Regions from separate parts of the Homo sapiens genome. Here region 1 is linked to region 2. Evidence: read pairs that join two places in POLR2A ChIA-PET (ENCODE). Cell type or tissue: IMR-90. All regions are shown on one strand. Each heading gives the region's core, and the rest is flanking DNA. Links, peaks and the distances in the headings are about the cores only. Region 1 overlaps CFAP20DC (CFAP20 domain containing). Region 2 overlaps CFAP20DC-DT (CFAP20DC divergent transcript).

Region 1 (11,924 bases), core at 2,345-10,344, 98 kb after region 2:
TAATGCAGATAATTGAGGGTTAGCCGTTAGTAAATAAATTACTCTCACTTCAAACATCAGATGTCTGTTAACTCCTTAACAGACTCATTTTTTGACAGCCATTGAGATAATTAAAGGCAGCAGCATATTATAATTACCACAACACTACCTTTTAGTTTGCTTAAATAAAATTTAACTGCAAGTACTGTCAGAAAAATTCAGGCTTTTCAACTGTTACCCTCTTTTTACTTGTGAGTCTGAGCTTGATATCCCTATGAATTGACAACACTATTTGGATTATAGATATCATAAAGTTTCAGTTAATATTTAGTTAAAAAGTAGAACATTATCCAGTCACCTTATCTTTTTTATTTGCATTCTACATCATCTCTGGTGGATTTTTATTATTTTTAAGTAGCTTCACATTATGTTTTATGATACATTTCTTCCTGCAACAGTTTTGCATACAGATGGAAATGTTGGAAATCTAGTTTAAGGTCGATCTTTTTTTCCCATTTTGTTATGTGATTGATCTGGTCAGTGAACAAGAAATTCTTCAAGGCCATCCATCACTCTAGGCAGCAGCTGAGCTAAACCTTCTAACTCACTGCTTGCAGTCAGTCATGCAAGATTTGGGTTATAAATATTGAATGTGCAAACAACTGTTTAAATTAGCTGTCCTATCTGTTTTATGCAATTTCAGTAGAAAAGCAAGCTGATATGTTGTTTAGTGGCAAGAAGTAGAAGACAGTGAATTCAGTATTATCCTTCCATACGTCATTGAATTCATCCTGTTGGCAAATATTTAAAATAGATCAAATTAATTCTTGTTCCCTGAAGTTAAATGAGAACTAAGGCAACTGAGCATGTAATTTATGTAGTTTTTTTGTTTTTTATATTCAAACAGTAGGAAGACTGTTAGTAATTGTGCATGTAGCCATCTGTCATAAATATGGTAGCCAATTGTTAAATGCTTAGTTCTGTGAATTTTGTTACCTCTTTGCAATAACAAAAATAGCTTAATATTTGGAAAATATTTGGTCAGGAAAGAAAATAGCAACTGGCTTATCCTACTATTCCTGGTAAGCATCTAGAATATTGAATATGTGCAGGTGTTAGTACTTCTGCTAGTTGGAGTTGTAACAAGTCTGCATACATTCACTGGTATTGATATATGTAATAGGTAAAATGCAAACAATTTGTAGTGACTCCCAAAAGCCTTTCTGTGTGTAATGAATTTAGGTAAACTTCCATAATTGCTATCTGTGTTTAAAATTTATTTTTCAATTATATGATGCTGGGAACATCCTTTCAAGTAGCAGACATGTATCTAAGCCTACATTAATAACATAAGTGAACTGCTTACCAGAGAGAAGAGTGTTCAGTAGCATGTGTCTCTTAGTAGTTGGATCACAATCTAACATAAAAGTTGGACAAGATTATAAGTTACTTCCTGTGACAAACGCTCCTCCATTTTTCTCTTCTTTCTTGAACAGAATTTTGGTCAGGACAGCAAAGAGCCCAGCTAAATAGACTCACCTTCCTAGAGCCCTTGTAGCTAGCCGTGGTCATGTAACCTAGCAATGATCGATGAAATGCAAGTGGAATTCTATGGCTGGGACTCCGAAGAGAGCATTTTAAAAGGGACAGACTCAGCTAATTTGCTCCTTTAGCCCTTTGTCTTTTGGTGTGTTGCTCTCTCCTCTGATACACTTCTTTTTATGATTTAATGTCTAAGTCTTCATGAAATTATGCGTTCTTTTAAAACAGTGTCTACTTTAGAATTATAAAATTAAACTTTTACTTATGTCCTTATGTAGAAATAAATTGAACCAGCCTTGCCATATTAATAAACCACATTACATACAAATGTAAGAACAGTATTGGTGAATAATTTTAGTGATAACAATCGCAACTGCAAGGAAAAAAAATAATTTTCTTAATCTCATCTCTCAAGTCTTATTTCTCTTTTTAATTTCTACTTCCTTTTTCTTTGATCAATTGCTATGTTTTCTTACCCTTCAAGTGCCTGTAGTCTGGTGGAAGAGGCCAATTTGTAAAAAATTATAATGCAGTTTTATAAGTTCTAGAAATACATGTCTAAAATGCAAATCTGATTTTATTATTTTCCTACTTAAAAGCCTTCCATGAGCTTTACTGTGGTATTGAAGGTCTTTTCATTCTGGCTCCAATAGCCTTGTCCAGTCTTCACTCCTTTCTTTCTCTCAGCATATTTCCTCAGCCTTACGCTGTCTAAAACCACTGGACTCTTGGTAGGATCCGGAAACTATCACATACTGTCATTGAAGGTCTTTTCATTCTGGCTCCAATAGCCTTGTCCAGTCTTCACTCCTTTCTTTCTCTCAGCATATTTCCTCAGCCTTATGCTGTCTAAAACCACTGGACTCTTGGTAGGATCCGGAAACTATCACATACTGTCATTCTTTCATATCCTTGTGTATCCTTTCACTTCTGTACCCTTTTTTTCATCTCCATCTGTGAAATCCCACTCATTCTTCAAAACTGACTTATCTTTAAGGCGTTCCGTGACTCTTCCAAGTTGAATTAATGACTACTTCATCTTCTGTGCTTCTCATAAAATTCTTTTTATACTTCTATGATATCATTTATTCAGTCAATTTATAGTTACAGGTCTGTCTTTCTTAATAGACTGTGAGTTCTATGAAGAGATAAGCTATGCTTTATTTCGAAGCGCCAGTGTCTTAGCAAGTGCCTGGAAAGGAGTAAATACTCAAGATTGTTGGTATGTTTTTATAACAAGTAAATAAATTTAAACTCTCTGCACCTTTCATTGAGTACTAGGATTAATTATTCATAATTAATTATTTACCTGTTCCTTAAATGTATCCCTGTGAAAGAAATGCTGCTGGTGATGAAATAATCTTCATCAATTACCTAACAAATAATTGTCCATTTGGGTCATATCTGCATCTGCTTTTACTGTAACCCATGACTATGGTTGTAATATCTCCTGTTTTATTTCTAATTGAGCTTATTTGGATCTTCTCTCTTCTTTTCTTGGTTAATCTCATTAATGGTCTGTCAATTTTATCTTTTCAAAGAGACTTATCTTTCGTATTTTTTTTGTTTCCATTTCGTTTAATTCTGCTCTGATCTTTGTTATTTCTTTTCTTCTGCTGAGTTTGGGTTTGATTTGTTCTTCTTTCTCTAGTTCCTTCCGCTGAGTTTGGGTTTGATTTGTTCTTGTTTTCTAGTTCCTTCTGCTGAGTTTGGGTTTGATTTGTTCTTGTTTCTCTAGTTCCTTGAGGTGTGACATATATTGTCTGTTGTTCTGTTGTGCTCTTTCAGACTTTTTTTTTTTTTTTGAGATGGAGCCTTGCTCTGTCACCCAGGCTGGAGTGTAGTGGTGCAATCTTGACTCACTTCAACCTCCACCTCCCAGGTTCAAGCAGTTCTCCTGCTTCAGCCTCCCGAGTAGCTGGGACTACAGGTATGCACCACTATGCCCAGCTAATTTTTGTATTTTTAGTAGAGACAGGGTTTCACCATGTTGGCCAGGCTGGTTTTGAGCTACTGACCTCAAGTGATTCTCCCGCCTTGGGCTTCCAGAGTGCTGGGATTACAGGCGTGAGCCACCATGCCTGGCCTCATTCAGACTTTTTGATGCAGGCATTTAATGCTGCGAACTTTTCTCTTAAGACCACTTTTGTTGTATCCCAGAGGTTTTGAGAAGTTGTGCCACTATTATAGTCCAGTTGAAAGAATTTTTTCATTTCCATCTTGATTTTATTGTTGACCCAAAGATCATTCTATAGCAGCTTATTTAATTTCCATTTATTTGTATCATTTTGAGGCTCCTTTTGGAGTTTAATTTCCAGTTTTATTCCACTGTGGTCTGAGAGGTTATTTAAAAAGATTGTGATTTTCTTAAATGTATTGAGACTTGTTTTTTGGCCTATTATATGGTGTTTCTTGGAGAATGTTCCATGTGCTGATGAGCAGAATGTATATCCTGCATTTGTTGGGTAAAATGTTCTGTAAATATCTGTGAAATCCATTTGTTCTAGAGTATAGTTTAAGTTCATTGTTTCTTTGTTGACTTTCTGTCTTGATGACCTGTCTAATGTTGTCAGTGGAGTATTAAAGTCCCCCATTATTATTGTGTTGTCATCTACCTCATTTCTTAGGCCTAGTAGTAATTGTTGTATGAATTTGGGAGCTTCAGTATTAGGTGCATATATATTTAGGATTGTGATATTTTCCTGTTGGACTAATCCTTTTATCATTATGTAATATCCCTTATTGCCTTTTTTTACTGTTGTTGCTTTAGAGTCTGTTTTGTCTGATAAAAGAATAGCTACTTCTGCTTGCTTTTGGTTTCCATTTACATGGAATATCTCTTTCCACACCTTTACCCAAAGTTTATGTGAGTCCTTATGTGTTAGGTAAGTCTCTTGAAGACAGCAGATACTTGGTTGGTGGATTTGTATTCATTCTGCCATTCTGCATCTTTTAAGTGGAGCATTTAGGCAAGTTACATTCAATGTTAGTATTCAGATGTGAGGTACTATTCTATTTGTCATGTTAGCTGTTGCCTAAAGACCTTGTTTTTTTTCATTGTTACTGTTTTCTAGGCCCTGTGAGATTTATGCTTTAAGGAGGTTCTATTTTGGTGTATTTCAGGGTTTTGTTTCAAGATTTAGAACTCCTTTCAGCATTTCTTGTAGTACTGGGTTGGTAGTGGTGAATTCTCTCAGCATTTGTTTGTCTGAAAAAGATTTATTCTCCCCTTCATTTATGAAGCTTAGTTTCACCAGATACAAAATTCTTGGCTATTATTTTGTTTAAGGAGTCTACAGATAAGACGCCAATCCCTTCTGGCTTGTAAAGTTTCTGCTAGAAACTTTATAGGTTTTCCTTTATAGATTACCTGATGCTTTTGTTTCACAGCTCTTAAGATTCTTTCCTTTGTCTTGACTTTAGATGTCCTGATGACTGTGTGCCTAGGTGATGATCTTTGTGCTATGAATTTCCCCAGAGTTCTTTGAGCTTCTTGTATTTGGTAGTCTAGGTCTCTGACAAGGCCAGGGAAGCCCTCCTCAATTATTCCCTCAAATAAGTTCTCCAAATGTGTATATTTCTCTTCTTCCTCGGGAACACCAATTGTTCTTCTGTTTGGCTGTTTAACATAATCCCAAATTTCTTCTACTTGTTCTAGTATATTGTTGAGACTTCACTGCATTTTGTATTTCCCTAAATGTGTCTTTCATTCCAGAAGTTGTGATTGTTTTTTCTTTATATTTATTCCTCTGGAAAGTTTTTCATTCATATCCTGTATGTTTTTTTAATTTAAGTTGGTTTTTACCTTTCTTTGGTATCTCCTTGAGTAGCTTAATAATCAACCTTCTGAATTTTTTATCTGGCAATTCAGAGATTTCTACTTCAATCCATTGCTGGGGAGCTAGTGTGATCTTTTTGGGGTATTGTAGGACCCTGTTTTGTCATATTACCAGAATTATTTTTCTGGTTCCCTCTCATTTGGCTAGACTATTTCTTAAAATTGTTCTTGAATTTATTTTTGGTTGGACTGTGGTTTTTTAAATTTAAATTTCTTTTTTCCTCTCCTAAGGACCAGACTTTGATGTTTATTTTAGCCTAATTTGATTCTTGGTGCTTGTAGGAGTGAAGACTTTGTATGAGATCCTTAGTTATAGAAAGTCTTTGTGTACTGGCTTTCCCCAATGCTGGTGAGTGGTAGTAGTTATATTCTTGGTGTGTGGGTGGGTTCACTGTCTCCTGTGGAGTTATAATGGCAGGGATCTCTTGAAGCTTATCTTGTTCTCTCATGGTGTACACTTTATTTGTTTACTGTTTTCTCACTTTTTTTTTAAATTTTATTATTATTATACTTTAAGTTTTAGGGTACATGTGCACAATGTGCAGGTTTGTTACATATGTATACATGTGCCATGTTGGTGTGCTGCACCCATTAACTCGTCATTTAGCATTAGGTATATCTCCTAATGCTATCCCTCCCCCCTCCTCCCACCCCACAACAGTCCCCGAAGTGTGATGTTCCCCTTCCTGTGTCCATGTGTTCTCATTGTTCAATTCCCACCTATGAGTGAGAACATGCTGTGTTTGGTTTTTTGTCCTTGTGATAGTTTTGCTGAGAATGATGGTTTCCAGTTTCATACATGTCCCTACAAAGGACATGAACTCTTCATTTTTTATGGCTGCATAGTATTCCATGGTGTGTATGTGCCACATTTTCTTAATCCAGTCTATCGTTCAGGCTTCAAGTCAATAGCGAAGGTATTCCTGGGTAGGCACCAGTTGTGGTGAAGGCAGGTGGGTAGATGTAATACTCAGTGGTGGGCTGAGGTCCCAGCCTTGATGAGTGTGGCTGGGGAAGCTCTTAATTAGGTTTTATCAGGGTTAAGAGTAGGAACTACCAGAGCTCCCATGCCAGGTCACCAGGAAAGCTGTTCACCTCACAGCCTCGCTCCTGTCCTTGTGTTTTAGCTATTCACATCAGACAGGCATCTCTTTTCATCTGTAGGAATGTTGATGTTCCAAGTAGGGAGGAATTGTGACTCTTCCTCTGTCGGCCTGAATCTGGGGTGTGCTTCTTCTGTGGGGCTGCACTCACCCTGGATTTTTCCAGAAAGGCTGTCTATAAGTGCATCCAGTGTTTCTGTTGGGGAAGCCCCAGCTGTGTCTGCAATGGAGTGCTGGGGGGAACAAGGACCCTTTCTCTAATGCCTTTCATGATCACAGAGGCTGCCTGTCTGTTGGGATATAGGTGCAGATTTTCCCTATTGCTCCCCACATTGCAATTGTTTCTCTGCTATGAGAAACTACCTACCAGTGGAAAGATCTGAAACCCAAGTCCTGCTGTTCAGAGTTTTTTGTCCCACAGGGTTTTTCCTTGATAGGGTGCTCTCCCACTTCCCCTAGGGATGAGGCTTCCTGAGAGCTGTACTTCAGTGATTGTTACTGCCCTTCTGGGTCTAGCCACCCAGCAGGGCTACCAGGCTCCAGACTGCTGCTGGGGAATGTCTGCAAAGAGTCCTGTGATGTGATCTGTCGTCAGGTCTCCCAGCCATGATACCAGCACCTGCTCTGGTGGAGGTAGCACGGCAGTGATGTAGGCTCTGTGAGAGTCCTTAGTTGTAGACATGTTTAGTTTTCTGGCTTTCTCAAATGCTGGTTATGCTAGCAGTGAAGTTGTCGCATGGACAGACTCAGGCCCTCTTGTTAGCCATAGCTGTTGTTTTCTCCTTGCTGGGAGCCAGATTATTCTGTCATGAGTTGCTGTAATGGCTTGAGTTGGTTGGCCTCCAGCCAGGAGGTGGTGCTTTCCAGAGAGCGCCAGCTGCAGTAGTAGAAGGGAGATCTAAGCTTACTCTTAAGTTGGCCAGGGGAAGTATTCTGGTTTCTTAGGTGATGGGCAGAGCCACAAAGCTCCCAAGAGTTTATGTCTTTTGTGTTCAGCTACCAGGGCGGGTAGAGGAGTACCTTCAGATGGGGGCAGGATTAGGTGAGTATGAGCTCAGACTCTCCTGGGGCGGGGCTTGCCACAGCCACTGTTGGGGAGTTGGGGGTGGTTCTCAGGCCAATGGGGTTTTGTTCCAGAGGGAAGTATGGCTACCTCTGCTGTGCAGTATAGTTTGCCAGGGAAGTGGGTGACATCCAGTAGCAAAAGGCCTCACCCAGCTCCACACAGTTGGCAAGGCCAGTCTCGCTCTCGCAGTGCCCCACTAACAGCACTGAGTTTAGCTCCAGTTAGCCTGCTCACAAAACTCAGACCTGCCCCAGGCCATAAGCTTCCACGCTGAGAAAGCAAGCAAGGCTTTCAGGCCTTGCCTCCCAGTCTGCCTACAATGTCAGCAGCTCCTGTGTTTGCATCTGTAACAGTTCCCATTTGCTCCCCACCCAGATTCTGATCAAGAAAGCTTGTGTCCAGTTGAAACTATTACAAAATTTAGTTGGAAGCTTCATTCATCTTGTGACCCCTCCCTAATTCTGCTGGCTGTCTTCCCCTAGGGCCTCTATGAGATATTGTCAGGGTTGGCTTCCCTGGGCTCAAGCTGGAGAATGGGACTGCCTACGAGGCTCTTCCTGCCACTGCTTCTACTTTTATATTTCATTCAGCTCCCCAAATCTGTTTTAGCTGTAGGTAAGGTTAAGTCCTTCTCCCGTGATCTGGATTTTCAGATTCCCCAGTGGGGATGTGTGTTCAGAGGCAGGATTCCCCACCTCACACTTTGGGAACTCACAGTTTTTTGCCTGTCTCGCAGAATTTGCAGCAGCATGCTGCTTCTTTCAAAGGATCTGTGAATTCTTCCAGTTTTCCTGGTAGATTCCTGCAGTGGTACTTGGAAAGAAAGTTCATGGTGTGAGTCTCCACACATTATTCAGTCTCTCCAAGTGAGAGGTGCACATTAGCCCTGCCTCCTGGGCACCATCTTCCTCCCATCTCCTTCTGATGGCTTTTTAACGTCATGATTTTATAGTTTTCTTGGCTTATTCTGGTTGCTGGGATGACAGTAGCAGCCTTTTGCCACTGTCTACATTCTAACCTATTCGCCCCTCCTCCCCGTCCATCCATCCATCCATCCATCCATCCTTCCATGTATAGATGTGTGTATATATACATATACACAGTATATTACATATTTATAAAAACACATATAAATGTAGGGATATTTAAAAGTACTTTTCATTGAGGAGTAATTCCATCTTGTGAATTATTTCCCTTCCTCTATATGCCCAAATTACTATAAGGTGTTAGTTTTAGCTTTCCTAAATAAATGAGAGATTTGAGTCACTGAAAACCACATTTGTTTTCATCTAATTCTATGTATCTAGGATATTTTGTAAATGAGGATTTACTACTTCATATCTTTTCAGCCTCATCAAATCTAGAAATGAAAGTAATCAATACTTAAATTTGATTAGTTCGCAAATAATGTAGTCTCTATCGACCACCAAAGAAGACTAAGAAACAGATGATGAAGACATTTAATTACATTAATATATTGAAATTTTTATGACAATAAGAGCTAATGATAGTTATGTAACAGTTATTGTCTGTCTAGAAATATAGTGGTGGGATATTAAGCAAGATGTTATCAGTATTCACATCATTTTAGTTTATCTAAAGTGATATAAAATGAATATAAGCGGAAAGCTTAATTCATATAAAAATTATATGACAGAAAAATTTACACATGGTACACTTTAAGTATATTATAGTCTCTCAGAGTAGTTTTTACCACAGAACATAGTGTTATGTAAGGTGACTTTGTCTGAAACTTGTCTGTATCAGCTAGCTTCTTCTGCATAACAAACTACTCCAAGAGTCAGTAGCTTAAAAGTATTATGTATTGTTTCTCATTTATCTGTGGGCAGGTTGGAGTTACTAGGCCTGGCTAGGCAAATAGGCTTGAACTGTGCATGTGGCTGGACTTGCTTCCTCAATGAGGTTTGGAGTAAGGTCTGCTCCACATGTTTTCATTCTAGAGCTGAGGCCAAGGAAAACAGAAGCCACCAAGGCCCCTCCCATGGCATTGGTAGAGACACAACTGAATGAACAAAAACACACAAGGTCTCTTGAGATCTAGGCTCAGAATTAGCATACCATCCCTTCTGCCTCATTTTGTTGGTCAAAGCAAGTTCATGGCCATACCCCAAGTTAAAAAATAGCAAATAATACCGTGCCCAAGGAGAAGGCATTACAAAATTACAGGACAAAAGGTATGGATAGAGTAAGGGGTAAAAAATCAGGGCTATCCTACCATTGTAGCCAAAGGGGATTGGTTACATAGGTAGTTAGGAATCTCATTGTTATAAGGTACTTTCTCTGGCCTAGAACTAGATGTTGGAGACAGAGTTCTGTGGTTGGTATCCACTAATGTGGGGATGCTCAAATCACAAGTTTACACAGGACTAGCCAGATATTGGAAATGAACAAAACAGAGCTGTGGGGATTATGCAGTGGAAAATTTGTACCCCAGTTAAAGAGGTGGGGGCCTCTATGCAGCCACAGCTGACTGTTACCAAGTAGAAAAGCAGATCATGTTTACCAAATCTTCAGATTTCTCAAGAGAATCAAGAAATTAACAATTTTTAATGACGACTTCTAATTTTTAGAGGTTGGTAACTAATTTTTTTAAAAGATAATAACTTGTTGACCAAATCCAAGAGTCAGATTTGGAACGTGGGCCTCTAGTTGGTAATCTGTGCAAAGCCAGAGGTTGCTTGGAGACTCTGGAACATTTTCCATTATAGTGGCCTTATCTGTAAATGCTAGAGGGCATTACAAATCTTACCATAATAATTAATGTTAATAATAGTAACTCCTTAAATTAGTATGTCACTTTATATTTTATAAAACACTTCCATGCTCTCATTTGTTTATGGTTGAAAAATATGTCTCTTGCTTCCTCCAAGAAGCAGGAAGAGCCTTCTTCCTGTGCCTCAGATGCATGTTGGGTGCTACAGACTTTTGCTTGTTTACCAGATACTTATTGAACACCTGCTATACATCAGGAATTGATCCAGGTTATTAACATACATCAGTGAACAAAACAGATGAAAATTCCTGTCCTCATGGAGTTTATGTTCTTTCTCTTTCTAGCTTGACCCCCTTGTCCTAAAACTGGATCAGCACCTCATTCATAGGTTTGCCCTATTTGAAAGTATTTACAGTAAAAGCCCTGTCCTGTAACTATATCAAGACATTTATGAGGTGAGAATAGCCAAGGGCACCAAAAGTAGGTATGTTTCACAAAGAGAAGAGTGTCCATTAATCCAATGGGTCTGTTAGGAGAGCTCCTTCTGCACTTAGTTTAAACAAAAGCAAGTCTGAAAAGAGCCCTTAGTAATTGGTGGAAATTAAAGTGAAATTAGAAAACCTTCATCCTATTGTATGTACTATGTGTTGTTTTCATTATAGGTTCCTCTACTTTCTTCCCGCAAGTTAGTTTCAAACTTTTCCTGGAATGCTATAATGTGGCAAAGTCAGGATTGACCAACTTTTACCATTATCAGGCATAGTCTGTCACTTAGGCAATTACATCAGTTGTTCCATTTTCATATCATGTCTGGAAAACAGATAACAGATGTCTTTAGACTTTTGTCCTAGTAAGTTGAGATTTCGTCTGTTTGTATATAGGCTTATAACCACACTGTATCTCTGATATTCTTAACTTGGATCTTTTATGGGGATACCTATGGATTGTTTTGGCATACATCTGACTTTGGGTTTAGAAAGGTAATGAATAGTACTATAAATATAATCCAACTATAAAAGCAGTCTTTAGCTTGCTATTCTAAAGCACATCTAAAAGCAGCCTATAACTTGCTATTCTGAAGCACATCTGACTTGCCAGATATTAAGTCTGTGTCTGAATCTCTTAAATAGATTAGGCTGCATAACACCTACAACCACCAATAAGTTGTTTCTGTTTAATAGATGTGCAGCAAAAGTTCATTCCCTCCATCCACCCATTCTATCTGTTGTCTTATAAAAAAAATAGAGAGAAATAAGCAACTAGGTTGTTACAATGTATAAAACAAATATCTACCTTCAGATGACTGAGAGTGGTATCTACACTATTTCATAATTTTTAAAGCCTTTCATTTTTTTCATCCCTTCTGTGCTGCATTTTTAGTGTGATTAATCAGTATATTTCTCCCCCTCTGGTATCTCTTGAAACGCTTATAAAATAAGTCTTTTAGATTCATCATATAACTGTAGGGAAGAACATTGGATATTCAGTCAGAAATCTTGGATGCATTATAGCTCTGTCAGTAACCAAGACCTTGGGCAAGTGACTTCATTTTCTGGGAGCCTCAGTTTCTTTAGATGTAAAAGGAGAAAATGAAAATGCCTCCTTAATGTGAGGATAAGTTTGATGATAAGAAGTGCTTTTCAAACTAGGCAAATACTAGTT
Region 2 (11,924 bases), core at 1,478-9,477:
AGGGAAATCTACCTCCTATCTCTGTCTCCTTCACACTATTTTCTCCCTCCTAAAGAATAATCAATATGTTTTATCATCAAATAAATGTATTATGTAACTATATATTATAAATGCAAACATAGATGTATTTCTTTTTTTTTCTTTTTTCTTTTTTTTTTTTGAGATGGAGTCTTGCACTGTCGCCTGGGCTGGAGTGCAATGGCATGATCTTGGCTAACTGCAACCTCTGCCTCCTGGGTTCATGCTATTCTCCTGTCTCAGCCTCCTGAACAGCTGGGATTACAGGTGCACACCACCACACCCAGCTAATTTTTTGTATTTTTAGTAGAGACAGGGTTTCACTATGTTGGCCAGACTGGTCTTGAACTCCTGACCTCATGATCTGCCCGCCTTGGCCTCCCAAAGTACTGGGATTACAGGCGTGAGCCACACCGCACCTGGCCCAAACATAGATGTATTTTTACCTCACCTGTCTTAGTTTGTTTTGTGTTACTGTAACAGAATACCATAGACTGAGTGATTTATAAAGAAAATAAAATTATTTCTTAACAGTTCTGGAGGCTGGGAAGTCCAAGGTTGAGGGACCCACATCTGGTGAAGGCCCTCTTACTGCGTCATCCCATGGAAGAAGGAAGAAGGGCAAGAGATCACATGTGCATGAGAAAGGAAGGGGGCCAAACTCATCCATTTATTAGGAACCCACTCTGTGATAACTAACCCACTCCCACAATAATGACATTAATTCATTCATGAGAGCAGAGCCCTCAGGACCTAATCACCTCTTAATAGTCCCAGCTCTTGACACTGCTGCATTGGGAATTAACCTTTCAATACATAGACTTTGTGAGACATACCAAAACCACAACGTCCACCCTTTAAAAGTGGTAACATACAATACATACTACTTTTCTCTACCTTTCTTTTCTTCATATATAATACATATACTAAAGATCCTCTATAGAAGATATACCTTATTCTCTTTACAAACTCATAATTTACTGTGCTGCTATAATGAAGGTTATTTAACAAGTGCATGCTCTACTGATGAATATTTGGAAAGCCCAATGTTTTGCTACTACACATAATACTAGAATAAAGAGTTTTTTTAGTTTTACCCTCTACTTGAATGTTCAATTTCTAATTTTACATGCTCCAAACCGAACTATGTTGATCTCTTCTCTAAATTCATTCCTCCTTTGTTTTCACCACCTCAATTAGTGTCACCATGAATCCAATTGCTCAGGCCAAAAACCTAGGAATCATGGCTGATTATCTTCTTTCTTATATACGCTGCATCTAAACTGAAATCTTTCTCCTGCTCAAAACCTTCCAAATGCCTCCCATCATACTTAGAATAAAAACCCAAATCTTTATATGACCTTAAGAATTATAATGTGACTTTTCATAACCTTTTTGATCTCATTTCCTCCATTGTTCCCTCTGTCTTAGTCTGTTCTGTGTTGCTATAAAAGAATACCTAAGACTGGGACACTTTATTTTATTATTTTATTTTATTATTATTATTATTTTTTGAGATGGAGTTTCGCTCTTGTTGCCCAGGCTGGAGTGCAATGGCACGATCTCAGCTCACCGCAACCTCCGCCTCAAGACTGGAAAATTTTTAAAGAGAAGTGGTTTATTTAGCTCATGGTTCTGCAGGCTGGGAAGTCTAAGGAGAGAGTTCTGGTTTCTGGTGAGGGCTTTTGTGGTGACAGCATAGTGGAAAAGGTCAAAAGGGAAGCAGACACATGTGAAGAGAGAAAACAAAAGGGATGCCCTGGCTTTATAACAACCCACTCTTGAAGCAACTAATCAATTCTCATAAGAACTAAGCTAGTCTTGCCAGAGTAAGAACTAACTATTGTAAGAATACCATGAAGCCATTCATGAGGGATCTACCCCTGTGACCTAAACACCTCTCACTAGGCCCCACCTCCCAATACCACGACATTAGGAATCAAATTTCAACATGAGTTTTGTCGGGGACAATCCATATCCAAACTATAGCACCTTTCTCACTGTAGCTTAGCAGCACTGGCTTCCTTGCTGTTCCTGGAAGATGCATGATGCCCACCACAGAATCTTTGCACTTGCTTCCCTGTGCCTAAAAGGCTCTTTATGCCAGATATTTTCCCAGATTACTCCCTCACTTCCTTGGGGCACTGCTCAAATATTCCCATACTGAGAGATCTTTCTTCATGGTGGAGCTAAGACAGCTCTTGTCGTTGCTCTATGGCTTTTGTGATTTTTTTTTTTTTTTTTTTTTTTTGAGACGGAGTCTCACTCTGTTGCCAGGCTGGAGTGCAGTGGCGCGATCTCGGCTCACTGGGTTCAAGCGATTCTCCTGCTTCAGCCTCCCGAGTAGCTGGGATTACAGGCACATGCCACCACACCCAGCTAATTTTTGTATTTTTAGTAGAGATGGGGTTTCACTATATTGGCCAGGATAGTCTCGATCTCCTGACCTCATGATCCGCCCACCTCCACCTCCCAAAGTGCTGGGATTACAGGTGTGAGCCACCACACCCAGCTCTATGGCTTTTTATCCCTGTCTGTTTTTAATAATAATACTTATCACTACTGACAATGCATTATTTATTTATTTATGTGTTTATTCATTTATGCCTTCACCACTATATTGTAAACCCCTAAAGGGTTGTCTATTGTGTTAAGTATCTAGACACTTAATTATTATCCCATGAATGAATGAATAAATGAATGAACATGATTGTCAGTGTCCAACTATTTTGAATTATCTGGCAATTTGAAGTCTTCATGTGATTTGACTTTGATTAGGAAGTAAGTTACATATTTAATAACTAATTTTAAAAGAGATGTAATTTTTAATGATTAGCTACGAATAATTATGAATCTGTGCAAACCAATTGTAAAGAAAAATAAAAGCTTTATTGTTGTGGTTTCTTAATTGGTTTACAAAACTTCAAGGTCAGACAAATTGTTCTTTGATTGTATTCCTTTGATTGTTTTGATTGTTTCCTTCCTCTGCAAAGACTGTCATAATACTCATGACAGTACTACGGCAATAATACTGTCTGTCACGGAAAGATTATTTAATTTATAAGAAAACATACACTAGCTTTCAAAACAGTAAAATCATTAAGTGATTCATCCAGTTTATTTACTGAGTGATTATTCAGTAAGTAAAGCTTAACAGATGGACAGAAGCTCATGGTTAATGTTTTTTCTTTATAACATCCTACCCTTAACACCAAAGAATTACATTCTGATTCAAGAAAGAAATGACAGGCAAATTAACACTGTATTTTTTATTTTAGATGAGGAATACCTTACCCTCAAATTTCTATCCAGAGGAGAGCTAAGAGAACTCTCTTTAAGAAGCAACACATGCACATCCACTTACTTGAACGAGTCAGAAAGCCAGGAGTCAGCTTGGACACGCCTCTTCCCCATTTCCTGCAGTCTCCTCCACCCAGTCAGTCAGAGTCCTAGCAGTTTTATTTACTAAATATGTCTCAAGGTCATCAGTTTATGCCATTAGACAGTCACTGCCTCAGTTCTCTTACTTGGATTAAAAAGTAGCTCCCTGAAAGGTCTTCTCACATTCACCCTTTTCCCTTCAGATCCATTCTCCAGTCTACAACAGAGTGATATTCCAATATGTAAATCCAGTAATACAGTGGTTTCTGTTACTCTTTGGCAGAAGATCCTGGTCCTTAATATGACCTAAAGTCACATGTGTTTGGTCTCCGACTAACTCCCCTACCTCATTTTGAATCATTCTTGCCTTAGCTCTTTCCACTGGAGCCACATCATCCTCCTGTTAGTTCCTTGAAAATGCAAACTCTTTCTTGCCTCTGAGCCCTGACACAAGAGGCTCTGATTTCAAGTCAAAGACTGCTTCACTGGGGAAGCTTCTCAGTCCCTCCAGAGTAAGAGAGGTCCTCCTGTTACAAATTCTCATAGTTCACGGAACTTTTCCATACTAATTCATGTCACAAGTACAGATTTAATTTGCTCATTTGTTTAATATTTCTCTTGTATATTAGTGTAAGCACCTTAAAGCAGAAAGCACAGTATTGATGCTCACCATTATATCCCAACACCTAACATAAAATCTAGTATATAGTAGGGAGTCAATAAATATTTATTGTATAATAACAGCATGAGATGAAACAGTCAAACACTGGCAATAGGGACTTAGGGTACATTTGAGAGCATTTTTAGAGCATCACTGAAAACTGGAATGGGGTCCCAGAAAAAAGTTGAAGAATTATCTCCTATGGAGACTCCTAAAAACAGGATATTTTATATATGACTAGAACTGTACTATCCAATATGGTAGCCATTAGCCGCATGCATGTGGCTATTGAGCTCTTAGAATATGGCTAGTCCTAATTGAGGTGTGCTGTAAGTACGAAAGAAATGGCATATTTCAGACTTGGCAAAAAAAAAAAAAGTAAAATTTCTCAATAATTTTTTACAAGATTATATATCGAAATAATGTTTTGGATATACTGGGGTCAACAAAATATATTGATAAAATTAATTTTATCTCTTTCTACCATTTTTAATGTAACTACTAAACATTTTTATGTGGCTTATGTTGTATTTCTACTAGAACTTAATGGTCTGTGGTATTTCAGGACCACTGTGGTTTGAATATTCGTGTTTCCTCCAAAATTCATGCCGGAACTAAATCCCCAATGCAACAGTGTTCACAGACGGGTCCTTTAGGAGGTGATGAGGCCATGAGGGCTCCATTTTAATGGATGGGCTCAGTGCCTTATAAAAGGTCTGGAGGGAATGAGCTAGGCTCTTTTTGCCCTTCCATCTTTTCAGCTATGTAAGGACATAGTGTTTGTCCCCTTGGGAGGATACAGTAACAAGTTGCCATCTTGGAATCAAAGAATGAGTCCTTACAGACACTGAATCTGCTGTCACCTTGATCTTTGGCTTCCCAACCACCAAAACTATGAGAACTAAATTTATGTTATTTATAAATTACGCAGTCTAAGGTATTTTAGCATAGCAATAGTCTTAGTCCATTCCATAGCTTATTCCATAGCAACAGGAATTCCTATTGCTTATTCCATAGCAATAGGAATGGACTAAAACAAGGACAATATTGCCTGAAGCTGGACATGACAGTGGGACACGTCAGTAACATGAGTTTGGATACTGCAAGAAGTTATGAAGAATCTTCTTCTGTTAGCAATGTGTTTCTGTTTTACCACCAGTCTCACTTGACTGTGCCTGTGCTACTTTACCACATATTCAAATATTTGCTCAATATATTGCCCTCCTTGGTCAAATAGCCTTTACAAACTGAATTTCAAAGCCCTTCTTCATGCTTTTATTTAATCAGTGTCCTGAAAGGTTGCATAAAGTTTGCAAAGTTTGGCCTTCTTACTTTACTGAATTCTAAAGGGTCAGTTTGTTGATAGAAGGCTTGGCATGAAGTTTGGCATGATGAATCATTTTTACTCAAAGAAACTGGAAACTAGACATTGAAAGTAGCAGTTGTGTCTAGAACTGTCAACACAGGTTTTTATGGATTCTCTTCATATTTCTGAAAGTTTCATCCCTTTTTGGAGCTTTCTTTTTACTCTTACAGCAGTTTGCTCTTTTTTTTTTTTTTTTTTTTCAAAATGAAAGCAAGTTTATTAAGAAAGTAAAGGAATAAAGAATGGCTACTCTATAGAGCAGCCCCAAGGGCTGCTGGATGCCCATTTTTATGGTTATTTCTTGATGATATGCTAAACAAGGGGTGGATTATTCATGCCTCCCCTTTTTAGACCATATAGGGTAACTTCCTGACGTTGCCATGGCATTTGTAAACTGTTATGGTGCTAGTGGGAGAGCAGCAGTGAGGACGACCAGAAGTCACTCTCGTGGCCATTTTGGTTTTGTTTGGTTTTGGCTGGCTCCTTTACTGCAACCTGTTTTATCAGCAAGGTCTTTATGACCCGTATTTTATGCTGACCTCCTAACTTATCCTGTGACTTAGAATGCCTTAACCATCTGGGAATGCAGCCCAGTAGGTTTCACCCTCATTTTACCCAGCTCCTGTTTAAGATAAAGTTGCTCTGGCTCACAGGCCTCTGACATTTCCCCCCTCCCTTTTATAAAAGAATCCTTAATCCTAAGGTTTGCAGAGGGACAAACATCTGTCTTCTGTAACTTCTTCAGGCTGAATAGGGGTAATAATATTTCTTCCTAACTATGAGGGTCTCTTGCATTCAGGGTAGAGAGGAGCTCAGTTGGAAAGCATCAGTATGGTAAGGTCCATTTATAAACTCTTGAGTTGCGACAGAAGGTGATATCTGGAAGATTAATAAGTGTATAATTTAAGAAAGCACTCAGTAAGCTTGTCCTGTATTCCTGCACAAACAGTATAACAGCAATATATTCCACAAGATTAAAGCAAAATAAGTGAAGTTATTCCAAGTAAACTAAATTAGAAGGCTTTTCATGAACTGGGCAACTGTTGGAACTAAGCTGATATGGGGTTGTTAGCTGATTGTAATGTGCCCGGAATTAGAATACCGATCCAGATTTTTACATTACCCATCCCTCTTGTTTCTTCTGAGGAACAGTCAAAAATCACTGGTTGGTTTACAGGAATAAGCAGGGTTAGCCTAAATTGCAGAAACAAACTTAAAAACAACTGATACTAGAATTCAATAACCAGTGTGCTATAATTCTTGAAACATAATATTTCTCTCTCCAGTTTCCCATTTTTACTAAAGACAAATCATGGTAAAGCTGAAGGCAGACAGATCCCCAAAATTAAGGGTGCCATTTTATACTGGTTCCTGGATCCCCAAAAGGAGGGAAATACTATGGGAGAAGACAGTGCAGTGCTTCTACTCTGCATTTCTTGCAAGGCAATCCAAAGCCAAGTTTCCCATAACTTTGGAACATAACACATTTATGCAAATATAGTCCAAAGAAAGCAAAACACTACTTCACATTCGATAATGCTTTCTGTATGATTTTTATACCAAATGAGCCAAATTTCTCCTTTATAATAATGTACTATTAACATTAAACTCAATTTTTAATAAAACCTTATAGATATATTTACCCAATTTTAATGTTTAACCATAACATAAGATTCTTATAAACCTTTTATAACCCTTTACATTTTTTTGTGAAAGAGCAGATCAGTGCTTTAAGAAAAACCTGTTGTGCTTCTATTTCAGTGTTTAATTTACAGAAAAACTGAATAATAGCCAATATGTTCACACATAGAATCTCTTAGAATTAATTTTTACAAATCTTTCACAACTTGTTTAAACCTTTAGATTTTTTTTCTTACTTAAAACAATCCTTTAACACTTTAATCTAGGCTGAAGAAATTCCACATTCCCATGCCTTCTTGTAATCTTTTTTTACCAAAAACTCATTTCACTTTTCTTATACATCTTGCATGTAAAACTGTTTCTTCAGTAGGCCGGGCCCGGTGGCTCATGCCTGTAATGCCAGCACTTTGGGAGGCCGAGGTGGGCAGATCACGAGGTCAGGAGATCGAGACCATCCTGGCTAACACAGTGAAACCCCGTCTCTACTAAAAACGCAAAAAATTAGCCGGGGATCGTGGTGGGTGCCTGTAACCCCAGCTATTCGAGAGGCTGAGGCAGGAGAGTCGCTTGAACCTGGGAGGCAGAGGTTACAGTGAGCTGAGATCCTGCCACTGCACTCCAGCCCGGGCGACAGTGAGAGACTCCAAGACTCCGTCTCAAATAAACAAACAAACAACAACAAAAAAAAAACACTGTTTCTTCAGTAGTCTTAATTACATGTTACAATGTTAACTTTTAGTGACTTTCATTTTTGGTGAAAACCCTGGTTAATAAGCTATTTTAATTGTGTACTAGGTGGGGAGTCTAGCCTAGGACACACCAGGCAGAAGTGCAGATAGGAGCTGACTGCTAACTCTCAGGCTAACTCCACATGTTCCCAGGCCCTATCTAGAATCTAATGGCTTTAAGGTAGGTAAATTAAACAGTTTTCAAAAGTCAAATAAACAGTTCAACCTTAAAGCATTTAGCAAATCTGATATCTGACGTTAATTTAGACCAAATGTCTACATTTTCAAGATAATTTTACTAATAATCTTTAAAACTATTTCCAAAAGATTACTAAAGTTACATGAACAAAAAGGCATTAAAGTTTCTATTTTTCTGACAAAATATTTGATTTAAGTGCTTATTTTTCTAAGCCAATTAATTAGAGCTCTTTTATATGTAAACATATAACACATATAAATACACAGACAGACAGATTCAGCACTTGTAAGATTTTTCGTTTGCCAGTTTCTTAATTGAATTACTGGCTTCAGGATGGAGCCCTTGGAGGAACAGGGCCAGAAAAGCATGCGTTCTTACGGCCAAATAAGCAGCAAATAAGCAGCTGAAGGCAGACAGATCCCCAAAATTAAGGGTGTCATTTTATACTGGTTCCTGGATCCCCAAAAGGAGGGAAATACTATGGAAGAAGATAGCGCAGTGCTTCTACTCTGCATTTCTTGCAAGGCAACCCAAAGCCAATCAGCCCATTTTGTCATCAGCCTATCCCTCAAGGGTGTCTCATCTCCCAGTGGGGGGTGGGGATGTTTCCTTATCTCCCAAGTGGCCAAGAGCATGCTTGTCTGAGCTGAGTGTACAAAGAGTCAAGTATCCCTCCATAACTACTATTAGCCATCCCTTAAAGTATATTTCCTACCTAGTTCTTACACACGAAAGCTCTCTCATAATGCAAAGTAATTTCTGATACCCCAAAACTCAAAACCGTTAGATAACACAATGCAAAACAGAACAGTGCCTTTGAGTTTTAGAGGGATCTATTTGCTTTTAATTCCTGGGGTTTCATGAGGGAAACAGAGGGTTTTTTTCCCCAAAACGGGGTCTGTGGCGCCTCCTCTGTTTCTCCCAAGGAGTCCCAGGCTACCCGAAGTTATCTTAGGGTCTCTCATGTGTGCTTGAAGAGTGGCAAGACAAAAAAAAAAAAAAATTGGAGAAAAAATAATTCAATTGACAGAGAAGAAACACCTTTTTCCAGAAAAAAAAAGTTCCAAGGAGACAAAAACATAACGGCCTTTAAAATATATGTATAGCTTGTTTATCCACTTTTAATTAAGCTGATTTTTAACCATGGTGCTCTTTAAAAAAGAAATCCTTCCAGATCTCTTATTACCCGACTTCGGCCATGCCAAGTGGCCAATATTTCTAGTTTCTGAACTTTGCCAAAGGTAACCTCCTAGGTGCTTAGAGAAACAAAAAATTAAGGCAGTCCATGGAGAAGAGAATAGACAAGGTCACACAGATATTAAACCAGAAATGACTTACTTCCTAGGTGGGGAATTGAACTCAGACCGCCACTGTGAAAGTGCAAAACATTAGCTACTAGGCAGCTAGTACTAGCAGCTACTGGGCAGAAGTAGCAAACAAATTCAAAAGCTAACAGGAGACATAACTACAGCACAGGGCAGTCTCCAGTTCCTTTCCCACGAGGAATCTAGAGTAGTGAATCCTGAGCTTGCAGAGGCTTTTAACTATGTGATAGGATTTTTAGAGCTAACTCTGACATGAACCCTAAAATTCCTGTTTCCTGAAGACAGAGACCAAAAGAAAGTACCACCACCTGGTTAAAAGGCCAAGCTCCCAAGGACATAAAACAACGTGGAGACTTCATTCAGTTTTTCGTTTGTTTCAGGGACCTGCAGCCAAGTTTGTTATGGACCAGCTTGCTGGGTGGTCTTGAAAAGTGGGCTTACAAGTGTTCTAAGCCAGTGTTTGCACCTAAAGTACCCCTTGACACAGAAAAACACATTCATAGCACAAAATACACCAGCTTAAGACTAGCCTTAGAATTCTTTTTCGCATTAATCAAAACTTTACAGAGGAGATAAACACTGATTATTTATTTATTTATTTATTTACCATCCATTCAACTGCACAGAGAGCAGCCAGAAATCTGACTGGTAAGAAATTCTTACCCTTTTGCCAGCATGCCAGGCTTCTGGTTTCCCTTTCCCTGAGCAACCCTAGTGATTCAGCTTGTGACACCATAGCCCTGGGGGCCAAGCCGCATTATAAAGGAGAATAATTTTTTTTTGCTCTGGCCAGAGCAAAATACATGTGATAAAACATAGACATTAGTCATTCTGCTTAGCACCCAATATCAGACTGGCAAGGCTTAAATTTGCCCCCAGAAGGGCCCTGTCATCTTTAATCCAACCTCTGGCTAGGAGTTTCAACACATGGTCTCTGGGCAAGTTGGTTGCCCTGAGTAATAGAAAAGATAACAAAGGGAAATAAAAAGTAGAGAAGAAAAGCATTGCCTGTTGGCAGGGTGGGGAAGGTGAAATGATCAGGGAGGCCAGGAGAAAGACCCACACATTGCGGCGACACTGAAAAGTTCAGGCAGCTGCAGCTGCTGTCGTAAAGGGATTTTTTTCCAGCAGTCTCATCACCTCTCAAGTTTCCTCTTTTAGGGAGGAAAAAACTCCTCATGTCCCACAATCCTGTCCATGCCTGTCACCCACAGCCATCAGCAAAGAGTACAAGGCAGATTAATCCAAAGAGAATAGCAGTTAGCACCCCATAGTGCAAAACCTGTTCTTAAAGGGACTTTACCAAGAGGTGCCTCTAACCCCCTAAATCGTAGAAGAGACTCTAACCCTCCTAAACTGGGCCTCTAACCGAGGTCCAACAAGTGTCCTTGCCTTTTATTAAGAGTGGCCTTGCGGGGGAGGGGCCAAGATGGCTGAATAGGAATTGCTCTGGTCTCTAGCTCCCAGGGAGACCAATGCCTAAGGCAGGTGATTTCTACATTTCCAACTGAGGTACCCAGTTCATCTCATTAGGACTGGTTAGGCAATGGGTGCAACCCACAGAGAGCAATCAGAAGCAGGGTGGGGCGTTGCCTTACTCAAGGAGTGCAAGGAGCAGGGGGCCTCCCTTTCCCAGCCAAGGGAAGCCATGAGGGTCTGTGTTACCTGGCCCGGGTACTATGCTTTTCCCACGGTTTCTGCAATCCGGAGATCAAGAGATTCCCTCGTTTGCCTACACCACCAGGGCCATGGGTTTCAAGCACAAAACTGGGTAGCTGTTTGGGCAGACACTGAGCTAGCTGTAGGAGCTTTTTTCATATCCCAGTGGCACCTGGAACCTTAGCAAGACAGAACCATTCACTCCTCTGAAAAAGCGGCTGAAGCCAGAGACCCAAGTTCTCACTGAGCAGGTCCCACTCCCATGGAGCCCAGCAAGCTAAGAAACACTGGCTTGAAATTCTCACTGCCAACACAGCAGTCTGAAGTCGACCTGGGACAGTCAATCTTGGTTGGGGGAGGGGAGTCTGCCATTACTGAGGTTTTAGTAGGTGGTTTTCTCCTGAGAGTGCTAAGGAGGCTGGGAGGTTAGGACTGGGCAGAATTCCCCACAGTGCGGCAAAGCAGCTGTGGCCAGACTATTTCTCTAGATTCCTCCTCACTGGGCAGGGCATCTCTGAAGGAAAGACAGCAGCCCAAGTCAGGGGCTTACAGATAAAACTCTTATCTCCCTGGGACAGAGCACCTGGGGGAAGGGGCAACTGTGGGCACAGCTTCAACGGATTTAATTGTTCCTGCCTGCCAGCTCTCAAGACAGCAGCTGATCCTGACAAGGGTGATTCTCCCAGCACAGCGCACCAGCTCTGCTAAGGCACAGACTGCCTCCTCAAGTGGGTCCCTGATCCCTGTGCCTCCTGACTGGGAGAGACCTCCCAACAAGGTTAACAGACACCTCCTACAGGAGAGCTCCAGTTGGCATTACATTGGTGCCCCTCTGGGATAAAGCTTCCAGAGGAAGGGGCAGGCAGCAATCTTTCCTGTTCCGCAGCCGCCACTGGTGACACCCAGGCAAACAGGGTCTGGAGTGGACCTCTAGCAAACTGCAGCA

The links. ChIA-PET counts read pairs that join two places held together with the same protein. Peaks named below come from ENCODE experiments on the same cell type or tissue, not always from the same donor. Only the 100,000 strongest peaks of a DNase experiment are listed, where the experiment ranks them.
Region 1: POLR2A ChIA-PET joins it to region 2 with 9 read pairs; 2 of 35 experiments call an interaction of 5 or more read pairs at or near these places.

What each region holds. Positions count from the first base shown.
Region 1 is chr3:59,002,800-59,014,723 of GRCh38, reverse strand. The region is part of intron 4 of CFAP20DC (CFAP20 domain containing); the gene reads left to right. All of the region lies in intron 2 of CFAP20DC-AS1 (CFAP20DC antisense RNA 1), which reads right to left. Among named protein-coding and RNA genes, the nearest start is that of CFAP20DC, 41 kb to the left of the region's middle. In IMR-90, for the core only: no CTCF peak of the experiment used is centred there; a DNase peak (open chromatin) is centred at 7,323.
Region 2 is chr3:59,099,784-59,111,707 of GRCh38, reverse strand. All of the region lies in intron 2 of CFAP20DC-DT (CFAP20DC divergent transcript), which reads right to left. Among named protein-coding and RNA genes, the nearest start is that of CFAP20DC-DT, 19 kb to the right of the region's middle. In IMR-90, for the core only: no CTCF peak of the experiment used is centred there; no DNase peak of the experiment used is centred there.